Linked DNA regions of Homo sapiens: region 1 is linked to region 2. A link is an interaction called in ENCODE POLR2A ChIA-PET data of the cell type or tissue named here. Cell type or tissue: B cell. All regions are shown on one strand.

Region 1 (5,000 bases), 190 kb before region 2:
TATGATGGGCCCACCAGCACCTGCCGTCCAGCAGGAGGTGATCCCAGCACGTGCCTGGCACTTAGTAGATGCTCCAATAATGATTGTGTTATATTATCCCAGGTAAGATGTGAAGGGGACAAGGAAGGAAGGGGAAACATTGGTCCTAGGGTGGGAATCACAGAGGCCCTGGAGCAAGACAGGCCTGGGCTCATGTCTTGGCTCTGCCACCCACCAGCTGAGCGACCTTGGATCCATTTTTCTGCTTCTCTGAGACTGTGTTCCCTCATCAGCAAAGTGGGAAGCAGCTCCTCAAAAGCCCTTAGGTCACAGCTTGCAGCGGAATCAGCTCTCGTTAAACGGAAGCTGCCATCGCCATAGCTGTTATCATCACTGGAAGGACAGAGAGGAGGAAGCAGGTGGCAGACGGGCTTGCACCCACAGGGATAAAGCATACCTGGCCTCCTGCTGAGAATCCCTGTCCCTGCTGAGGTGGAGAGAGAATGCGAAGAGGAGCAAGCTTTTCACAGCAAGGATGCAACTTCTCAAGAGTCTGAGCTGCTGCTTCAATTAAAGGAAAAATCTGCAATTTAGAAAACCAAAAGGCATATTGCTCCCTTATCTGGCTGCCTCTGTGCTTTACTTCAATCTAAATCCAGGATTTAGATCACTCATTTACATTTACTAAATGCGGTTGAAGGCGAGGGGCCTGTGCAACCTCCCCCGGCCCCTTCCTCCTTCCAAGTAAGGAATCTGCTTTGAGGTTTCCTGTAATGTCTCTTCTAGATGAAGCCCATGAACGTGGAATATCTCATGATGGACGCCTCCATCCTGCTGCCCCCAACAGGCACGCCACTGACGGGCATTGACTTCGTGAAGCGGCTGCCGTGTGGCGATGTGGAGAAGACCCGGCGGGTGAGTGAGCACAGGACCTGTCATCTCCTGGGCCACTGTTCTCCAGAACCACTCCCAGACCAGGGAGGAAAGGGCTTCTTTGTCAAAGTCAAGAGCCTGCCCTCAACACAGCTTAGACAGTGGATAGAGAGTACCCATTTGCCCCCAGGCATGACTTTCCAAGGCATGTTTTTACCCTTTGGGAAGTAGGGTTTGGCATTCCGTTGCATCTGGCACCCAGTGTTGGCTGCAGAGAGGTAGCCTTCACCAGTGCAGACAGACAAGCCCTGAGCTCAGGAGTGTAAGGCAATGGGGCCAGTTTTCTGTGAACCATCGGGGGTGAGCACGGTACATCCAGTGCAGGTGAGGTTGGTGTGAAATCGTAGCCCAGCGGTCTCAGGACCCCCAGAGATAGTGCGATGTTAAGGCATCTACCTGCTCTTGGGACACAGTCAAATTAAATGTGAATCTCACCAGCCTGCAGGACAGATATGTGTGAAAAGATTAGTTCTCAGAACCAGCTGCAGTGTGTGCTTCCGTTATCAGCCCTTTTTTTCCGAAGCAGGTACTCTAGGAAGCAGTGTCCTCAGGGGTGTTCATGGTATTTTATCTCCCGGGTAAGATCAGAGTTTCTTTCTTAGAAAGCACCATCACCTTTTCCTAGAAAATCATTCACTGGAGACATGAGTATTTGTGTATAGTTCAGAGGAATTCATTGCACACAGCTCCCCTTGTCAGCCTTTATCATCTGAGTTAATTCGTGTGTGACAGAGGTGTTTCACTTTTGGATTTTGCAAAACAGGAATGACCTGTCATTTGCACCTCAGACACGAGGAGTCTGAACCTTCCTCCCTGCAGCTGGTGGTTCTACCTCGGAAGCCTGGGGGTGCAGAGGAAGTGGGACCCATGTGTCTTGAGTCAATCCACATTTCCAACTGTCTGACCAAACCCACAAGCCTCACCGCAGGACCCACCCTGTCCGGCCCACTGACGCCTTCCTTCCATGTCCTCCCTGCCAGGCACACGATTCTGTTTGTGGGTGGCAGTGTTTGCACTGGACGTCCTGGCATCAGCTTTCACTGGAGGACTGGTTCTGACAGATGTGTATGTGTTGCTTCATGATGCTGACGTGCTCACCCCCAGCCAGGGCTACAGCATCCTGTGCCAAGAAGGCCCCACCTGGGAGATCCCCCCGCACCCCTGAGCCAGAAGGTCCAGAGGACTGAACGCTGAGCACTGCTGCTCTGGATTCCACTTTGCCTTTTTGTTGTTGTTGTTGTTGTTGTTGTTTTGGAGGCTGCAGTGAGCTGTGATCCATCCTGGAGTGCAGTGTTGCGATCATAGCTCACTGCAGCCTCAAACTCCTGGGCTCCAGCCATCCTCCCACCTCAGCGTCGGTAGCTGGAACTACAGGCACAAGCTACCACACCTAGCTAATTTTTAGATGTTTTATAGAGATGAAGTCTTGCTAAGTTACCCAAGTTAGCCTTGAACTCCTGGCCTCAAGCCATCCTCCTGCCTTGGCCTCCCAAAGTGCTGAAATTACAGACATGTACCACCACACCCAGCCCACACTCTACCTTCTTTTGGTTCACAGTTCATCAGGGTTTTTCTTACCACTTCTATGAACACATAGCCTCTGTTATGAAGTAGATCAATTCAAATCAGTTCTTTATGTGAATTTCCTCATTAAATTCTATAACCATCCTAGGAGATTGGCACTATTATTATCCCCATTTTACAGAGGAAGAATTTTTTTTTTTTTTAGACAGGGTCCTGCTCTGTCACCCAGGTTGGAGTGCAGTGGTGCCATCTTGGCTCACTGCAACACACTCTGCCCCCTGGGGTCAAGCAATCCTCCCACCTCAGCCTCCTGGGTAGCTGGGATTACAGGTGTGTGCCACCACACTCGGCTAATTTTTGTATTTTTTGTAGAAATGGGGTTTTGCCATGTTACCCAGGCTGGTCTTGAACTCCTGGACCCAAGCGATCCGCCCACCTCGGCCTCTCAAAGTGCTAGGATTACAGATGTGAACCACCACGCCCTGTCCACAGGGGAAGAAATTGATGCATGGAGAGGTCTGGTGATTTGCTCAAGGTCACCCAGCTAGTGAGTAGCTGAGCCACAAGTCAGCCCAGGCAATGTGGCCCCCAGAACCTAGACTCTTAGGCATTCTGATCCACTGCTTCCCACACTGCCTTCTTGAGATCTGCTGGCTCTGCTCAGGACACTGGGACAGCAAAAACACAGCCCCAGTCCTGAAGAAATCAGAGCCTTAGAGGTCAAAGTGGGAAGAGACAGTGGCAGGTCATGTGGCTCAGGCCATTATTCAAGCAGCATTAGGTCAGGTCACTAATCCCACCTGGAGCAGGAAGTGGGACAGGCATCAGATAGGGAGGCATAGGCCCAGAGACAGGTGGCACATTCTGGCACCAACACGGCAGTGATTGCAGCTGGAGCCCACAGGAGGATGTGATGAGGCTGGGGGTGCTGGCAGGAGCCAGATCACGGGAGCCTTGGAGCCCCTTGAGAACCTTGGCTGTCACCTCTTAACACAGTTTCATGACCTCATGCCCTGCTGGGCTGGGGCAGATGGTCCTGATCCACAGGCGAGAGATGGGAGAAATGCAGGGGCCAGTTTGTCAGGCATGTGGCAGAAGGGAGGTTGCTTCTTGTCTACTCTGAGCTGCTGTCTCCATCTGTCAAGTAAAATGTGCCTGCCTTTCCAGAGTTATCGTGAGGACTCGGCAGCAAGCCAATGGCAGGTCTCGATGATAGTCTTTTTGCCCCTCACATGTCACAGAGTTGCAGGTTCCCAGGGCTGTGCTGCCCACCTCCCTTGTCCTGGATAGGATGCACAACCCGAGTGGCTGGCTGAAGCACAGATAGAGAATATCTCAGCTTCTCTAGAGTCTCTTTGCCTGTCTGACAAGTTTCCAAAAGCAACTCTCAAGTCCTCCCAGGGTCCCTGGGTAGCAGAATGATATAAAAGAGGCCAGGCTACCTCAAAGCCAAGGCATCCACTTTAGAAAAGCTTCCTTTGTGACTTTAATAATTTCTTTCTGAAGGGTGGCTTTGGCCACTCATCTCACTACGGTTCCTGTTGCAAGGTAGCCATCTAGAATCATCCAGAAGCTTAGCTCTTCAAGCCCACTTCAGAAATCAGAACACACCAATGTGCTTTGAATCTGAGCTAAAGGAAGTTACATGGTTTAGCAAGCAATTGAGGGCTTATGTGGTTCGTTTCAAGTTTTTTGCTTGTATCCAAAGAACATTCCAAGCTACCCCTTTGGATTCAAAGGTTTTCTTTCTTTTTTTTTTTTTTTTTCCACCAAGTAGACTTTTTAAAGGAGGCTGATCCTTTTTAGAAACTCCATCCTTTATTTTCCTTAAGGACTTGTCAAAGAGGTTCAAACAATTCTCCTGGCAAATCATTCCTAAATATTCATAGATTCATCAAAGAGCTGCTAGATTCTTGCTATGTGCCAAATACTGTGTTAGCCTTGGGGGTGAAGAAATGAGTGAGCACACATCCCTGCCTTCTGGACCGCTCTTTTTACCTAGTGAGGTAAAGTTTATTAACAAGTAAGAGAATAGCAGGTTGGGTATCAACTCACAGTCAGAGCTCTGGAGGAAAGAAACAGCATGCCATAGCCAGGGGCTGAGGAGCGCTCCTCCTGCAGATAGAGTGATCGGAAGAGCTTCTCTGCAGAGTTGACATCTGAGCTGAAACCTGGAGCATGAGGAGGAGCCAGGAAGGTTAAAGTGATAAAGGAGGCACTTTCCAAACAGGGAACAGCACACATCCAGTCCCTGAGATGCCACCAAGTGTGGCATGTTCAAGGAGCATAGTTAAGTGAGGGAGGGGCAGGAGCGCAGCTACAGGAGAGGATGGTGGTAGCGCTTTGCAGGCCGTGGGGAGGCATCTCACGATAACGCCGTTTTCCCTCTTGCTTTTTTTTTTTTTTTTTTTTTTTTTTTTTTTGAGACGAGTCTCAGTCTGTCACCCATGCTGGAGTGCAGTGGCATGATCTCGGCTCACTGCAACCTGCTCCTCCTAGGTTCAAGTGATTCTCCTGCCTCAGCCTCTACAGTAGCATGAGCCACCACGTCCAGCTGATTTTTT
Region 2 (5,000 bases):
TGGGATTACAGGTGTGAGCCATCGTGCCCCACCCCATTTACATCCTTGTCTCCATTGCTCCTTGGTTACTTAGCCCATTATCTGCACTCGATGTGGGACTGGTATCTGACCTCTAGATACATTTCTGTTTTGTTTTTTTTTGTTTGTTTTTTGTTTTTTGTTTTCCTAGAGAACTTCCTTTGTACCAGGCATGCTTCTAAGCACTTTATGATGTTCATGCATTTACACCCCCTTCACAGTCCTGGCAAATAGTGACAGTGATAATTCATGCTTAACAAATGGGGAAACTGAGGCACAAAGTGGTTTAATCAGTGATTAAGTAAACTTGCTTATGTTACAGAGGTTAAACTCTCTCAAAGAGAGGTCCCTGCCCTCTTGGCACTCAATCTGTGAGACAGAGCAAACCTCTTGGCAGTCCCTCACGTGGACTTTAGCAGAGGCAGCGGGACCCAGCAGAAAAAGTTAAGGAGAGCTTCCTAGGGGAGATGTTTGCTGAGTTGGGTTTTGAAGGTTGAGTAGGAGTTTGTCAAGTGAAAAGAAAGCAAGGGAAACAGCAAAGGCTTTCCCTGGGGAGCTAGGAAGGCCTAGGGAACCATGAGAAATTGGGGTAAATGGGAGCAGACGAGGAATGTGACAGGAATGAGGTGTGGTTGGAAATGTACATTGAAGCCAGATGGCGGGGGGGCCTCAAGTTTCACGGGAAAGGGGTCATATTTGAATATCTAGCAGTTGAGAGCTGCTGGAACACTGTGGAGTCACCTTGTTTGGTTCAAATACTGCTTCTACTACTTTGACTACCTTGAAATCATGGACAAGAAACATAACCTCTCCTGGCCTCAGTTTCCCTGTCTGTAAAATTAGACAATAATAATACCTAACTGGAATGTGCTAGATAAGGGTGAGCTGATAGTAATTTTTATTTCCAGTGGGAGCTAAGTGTATAACTGGGGGTGTAAGGTGATCAAATTTGCAATTTGGGTAATCATACCCAATTCCCTCCTAATGCCTGCAAAGGGAGCTGGGGCCCACATCTCTGGTCCTCAGTTTCCCCATTGTGAATCCAGTGAAGGGGAGCCTGCTTTAAGGCTTGAGTGTGCCTTCCTCCCCTGCCCCCACACCCCTGCCCAGGCTAGACCTGAGATAGTTTCACTTTGACCCAACTTCTGGCAACTGTGGCCTTTCCTGTCAGAAGGCTGGCTACAAGAGGACTTGGCAAAGGTGAGACAAATGGCAGAAATATGCCCAGGGCTGGGCATGCTGGGGGTTTCATTTTCAACAGTACAAGCTGGGGTCAGAGGCAGGGTCCCCTGACTTAGGATCCAGCCTGCCCTGGGAATATCATCCCTTTAGTTGAGCATGTATGCTGGGCTCCACAGTTTATTATCACTTTTTTATTTTTTATTTTTTTTTGAGACAGGGTCTCACTCTGTCACTCAGGCTGGAGTGCAGTGGCATGACCTTGGCTCACCACAACCTCCACCTTTCACCTTCAAGCGATTCTTGTGCCTCAGCCTCTGGAATAGCTAGGACTACAGGTGAATGCCACCACACCCAGCTAATTTTTTTTTGGGGGGGTGGTGGGTAGAGATGGGTTTTCAACCATGTTGCCCAAGCTGGTCTCAAACTCCTGAGCTCAAGCAATCCTCCTGCCTTGGCCTCCCAAAGTGCTGGGATTACAGGCATAAGCCACCTCGCCGGGCCTATTATCACTTTCTTTTAATCCTTCACACGCTGTGAGCTCTGGGTGCCTATGCCATTTCACAAGTGAGGAAACTGAGGCTCAGCATCAGTGAAGGGGCTACTTGTCAATAACACACAGCTGGCAGTGTTTCTCCAGGCATGGGATGAGTGCCCTGGAGGGTCTCTGGGTGGGGGTTTTAGGTGAAACATGGACATTTTTATAAAACATCGAGGCCCCTCCTCCTCTGTGAAACCATGATTTCATATTTTCATCCTCTTGTAGTCTTTCTGCTTAAGTCAAAAAGAAAGTCTCATATTGGTGCTATTGTGTCATAAACACCTCTCCAATGCTTGCTAATACTCCCCCTTCTCCTTCTCCTTTTTTTTTTTTTTTTTTTTTTCCCGACAGAGTCTCACTCTGTCACCCAGGCTGGAGTGCAATGGCACGATCGTGGCTCACTGCAACCTCTCCCTCCCAGGTTCAAGCAATTCTCCCGCCACAACCTCCCGAATACCTGGGATTACAGGTACCTGCCATCATGCCGGGCTAATTTTTGTATTTTTGTAGAAATGGGGTTTCACCATGTTGGCCAGGGTGGTCTTGAACTCCTGACCTCACGTGATCCACCCACCTCAGCCTCCCAAAGTGCTGGGATTACAGGAGTGAACCACCGCGCCCGGCCTCTCCTTCTTCTTTTTTTCTTTTCTTTTTCTTTCTTTCTTTCTTTCTTTTTCTTTTTTTTTTTTTTTTTGAGACAGAGTCTCGCTCTGTCTCCCATGCTGGAGTGCAGTGGCAATGATCTCGGCTCACTGCAACCTCCACCTCCAAGGTTCAAGTGATTATTCTCCGGCCTCAGCCTCCCAAGTAACTGGGATTACAGGTGTGCGCCACCATGCCCAGCTAATTTTTGTATTTTTAGTAGAGACAGAGTTTCACCATGTTGGCCAGGCTCGTCTCAAACTCCTGACCTCAGGTGATCCGCCCACCTCAGCCTCGCAAAGTGCTGGGATTACAGGCGCAAGCCACTGTGCCCGGCCTCCTTCTTTCTTTTTCTGTCTCTAAACCAAACATGGAGCAGACCTTTTGCTCAGCACACAGCAGTATCTAGCTAGAACTTACAATTTTTGGATTTCATTTCATTGCTTAAGGGTTACCTCTTTGTTGCGGGTGATTCTACCTTCCATCTATGGTAATAAAACATTTCCCTTGAAATAAAATTAACTTAAGGAAATCATGTAACTTAATTTGCAGGAAATATTAATTAAATAACAGAACAGCTGGGGACTTGGACAGATCTGGCAAAAAAAAAAAAAAAAAATACAAGTGAAGCTCCAGTGACTGGTGTGACAGCCTCAGCTTAGAGATGAAAATGAAGGCATGGCTATAAAATTAGGCTGCCCGAGATTCGAATCCATGCCCCCCACCAAGGCTCTGCTACCTACCTGCAGTGTGACCCAAGCCCGTTATTTAACCCTGTGCCCCAGTTTCCTCATCTGCAAAATGAAGGTAGTAATAGTCATACCTGATTCATACAGTTCTTGTGAGGATTAATTGGGATACTACGCATGAATTACTTAGAATCATGCCTAGCGTCTAGCGACATGGGTGAGCTGGCAGTCACCGCTGTTATTAGCAAGAAGCAACCTGAGAATGGGACCAGGTGGGTCTGACTTCATGGCTGTGCTGATTCAAATCCTCTGCACAGCTGCTATGACGCAAAATAATAATTATTATTATAGTTCTGTCTGGGTGCGGTGGCTCATGCCTGTAACCTCAGCACTTTGGAAGGACAAGGTGGGAGAATCACTGAGGCTGGGATTTCGAGACCAGCCTGGGCAACATAGCAGGACCACCGTCTGCAGTAAAAAAATAAAAAATAGCCAGGTGTGGTGTTGCACGCCTGTAGTCCCAGCTACTTGGGACGCTGAGGTAGGAGGATTGCCTGAGCCCAGGATTTTGAGGCTGCAGTGAGCTGTGATTGTGTCCTTGCATTCAGCCTGGGCGACAGTGAGACTGTTTTTCGCTTGTTTTTTTGTTTTGAGGCGGAGTCTTGCTCTGTCACCCAGGCTGGAGTGCAGCAGTGCGATCTCGGCTCACTGCAACCTCCGTCTCCCAGGTTTAAGCGAGTCTCCTGCCTCAGCATCCCTAGTCGCTGGGACTACAGGTCCATGCCACCACGCCCGGCTAATTTTTGTATTTTTAGTAGAGACGGGGTTTCACCATGTTGGCCAGGCTGGTGACGAACTCCTGGTCTCAAGTGATCTGCCCACCTCGGCCTCCCAAAGTGCTGGGATTACAGGCGTGAGCCACCGCGCCTAGTCAATGAGACGGTGTTTCAAACAACAACAACAAACAAACAAACAGCAGCAATGAAAGAATCAAGCAGAGAGGGCTGATTCCAATGACTGGGCACACATCACGTATTAAGCACTTTTCAGGCATCCTCTGATTGAACTTCACCCATGAGGTGGGTAGTTCTTAACCTCATTTCCAGGTAGGAAAAGAGGTTCAAGACCTAAGGTCTATGTGAGGTTGGGTAGGCAGGGATTGCTGTGGACCGGAATGGGGTGGGAGAACACGTTGGTCTCCGACGACTACAGGGCGTGGGAGAGGGCTCGCTATTGTGGCCTTGACCTGGCATGCCCTTGGGACATGCCCTCCCCGGGCCTGGGGTCTTCCAAGAGCCCTGAGATCCCGGCAGGCAGGACGTACCACGAGAACTGGGAACCACGTGAAGGCCAGAAGGGCTGCGGAGCCCGCAGTGCTGCCGAGAGGCCGAGAGGAAGCCGAGGGAAGCCGAGTGTGGCCGAGCCGAGCCAAGTCAAGCCGAGCGTGGCCGAGCCACGCCGAGTGGGCCTGGGGCAGCGGTTGGTGGGGAGAGCGGCGCAATGACGTCACTGGCGCGGCGCGTGGTGGCCTCTCGAGAGTGCAGGCGCCGTGGGGCGTCAGCTGGACAAAAGCCGACCCGACTTCATTTGTCTGCCTCGACCCCGACCCCGGCTGGTAGACAGCACTCCTGATGCACGGGACGAGGGAGCGGCACGAGCAAAGGCCCTGAAACAGGAGGGAGCGCGGTGAGTGCCTTGCCCAGATCCCTGGGCCGTCGTGGGACTTGGGCCTTCTGTGCGCTGCGGGGAGCCGTGCAGGGCTGCGGCGTGGGATGCTGGACTCGCCCTGGGTGTCGGGGGAAGGAGATGGGGGAGGTTGTACTGGGGCCATACAGTCATTGTAGAACCTGTTCCCCCCGAGGGCCGTCTGTCGGGTCCCAGAGCCAGGACCACGGTTGGGACAATTTGAGCGCCCACCTGAGCACCGTTGT

Evidence for each region. ChIA-PET counts read pairs that join two places held together with the same protein. Peaks named below come from ENCODE experiments on the same cell type or tissue, not always from the same donor. Only the 100,000 strongest peaks of a DNase experiment are listed, where the experiment ranks them.
Region 1: POLR2A ChIA-PET joins it to region 2 with 6 read pairs; 16 of 35 experiments call an interaction of 5 or more read pairs at or near these places.

The regions. Positions count from the first base shown.
Region 1 is chr16:11,050,748-11,055,747 of GRCh38, forward strand. CLEC16A (C-type lectin domain containing 16A) reads left to right here. Exons shown (of 24, transcript NM_015226.3): 18 at 766-894. Among named protein-coding and RNA genes, the nearest start is that of CLEC16A, 110 kb to the left of the region's middle. RefSeq lists enhancers at 1-161, 162-739, 1,752-1,901. In B cell, no CTCF peak of the experiment used is centred here; a DNase peak (open chromatin) is centred at 1,984.
Region 2 is chr16:11,245,024-11,250,023 of GRCh38, forward strand. It overlaps LOC105371082 (a long non-coding RNA gene), which reads left to right and starts at 4,578. Exons shown (of 3, transcript XR_933070.4): 1 at 4,578-4,755. In B cell, no CTCF peak of the experiment used is centred here; no DNase peak of the experiment used is centred here.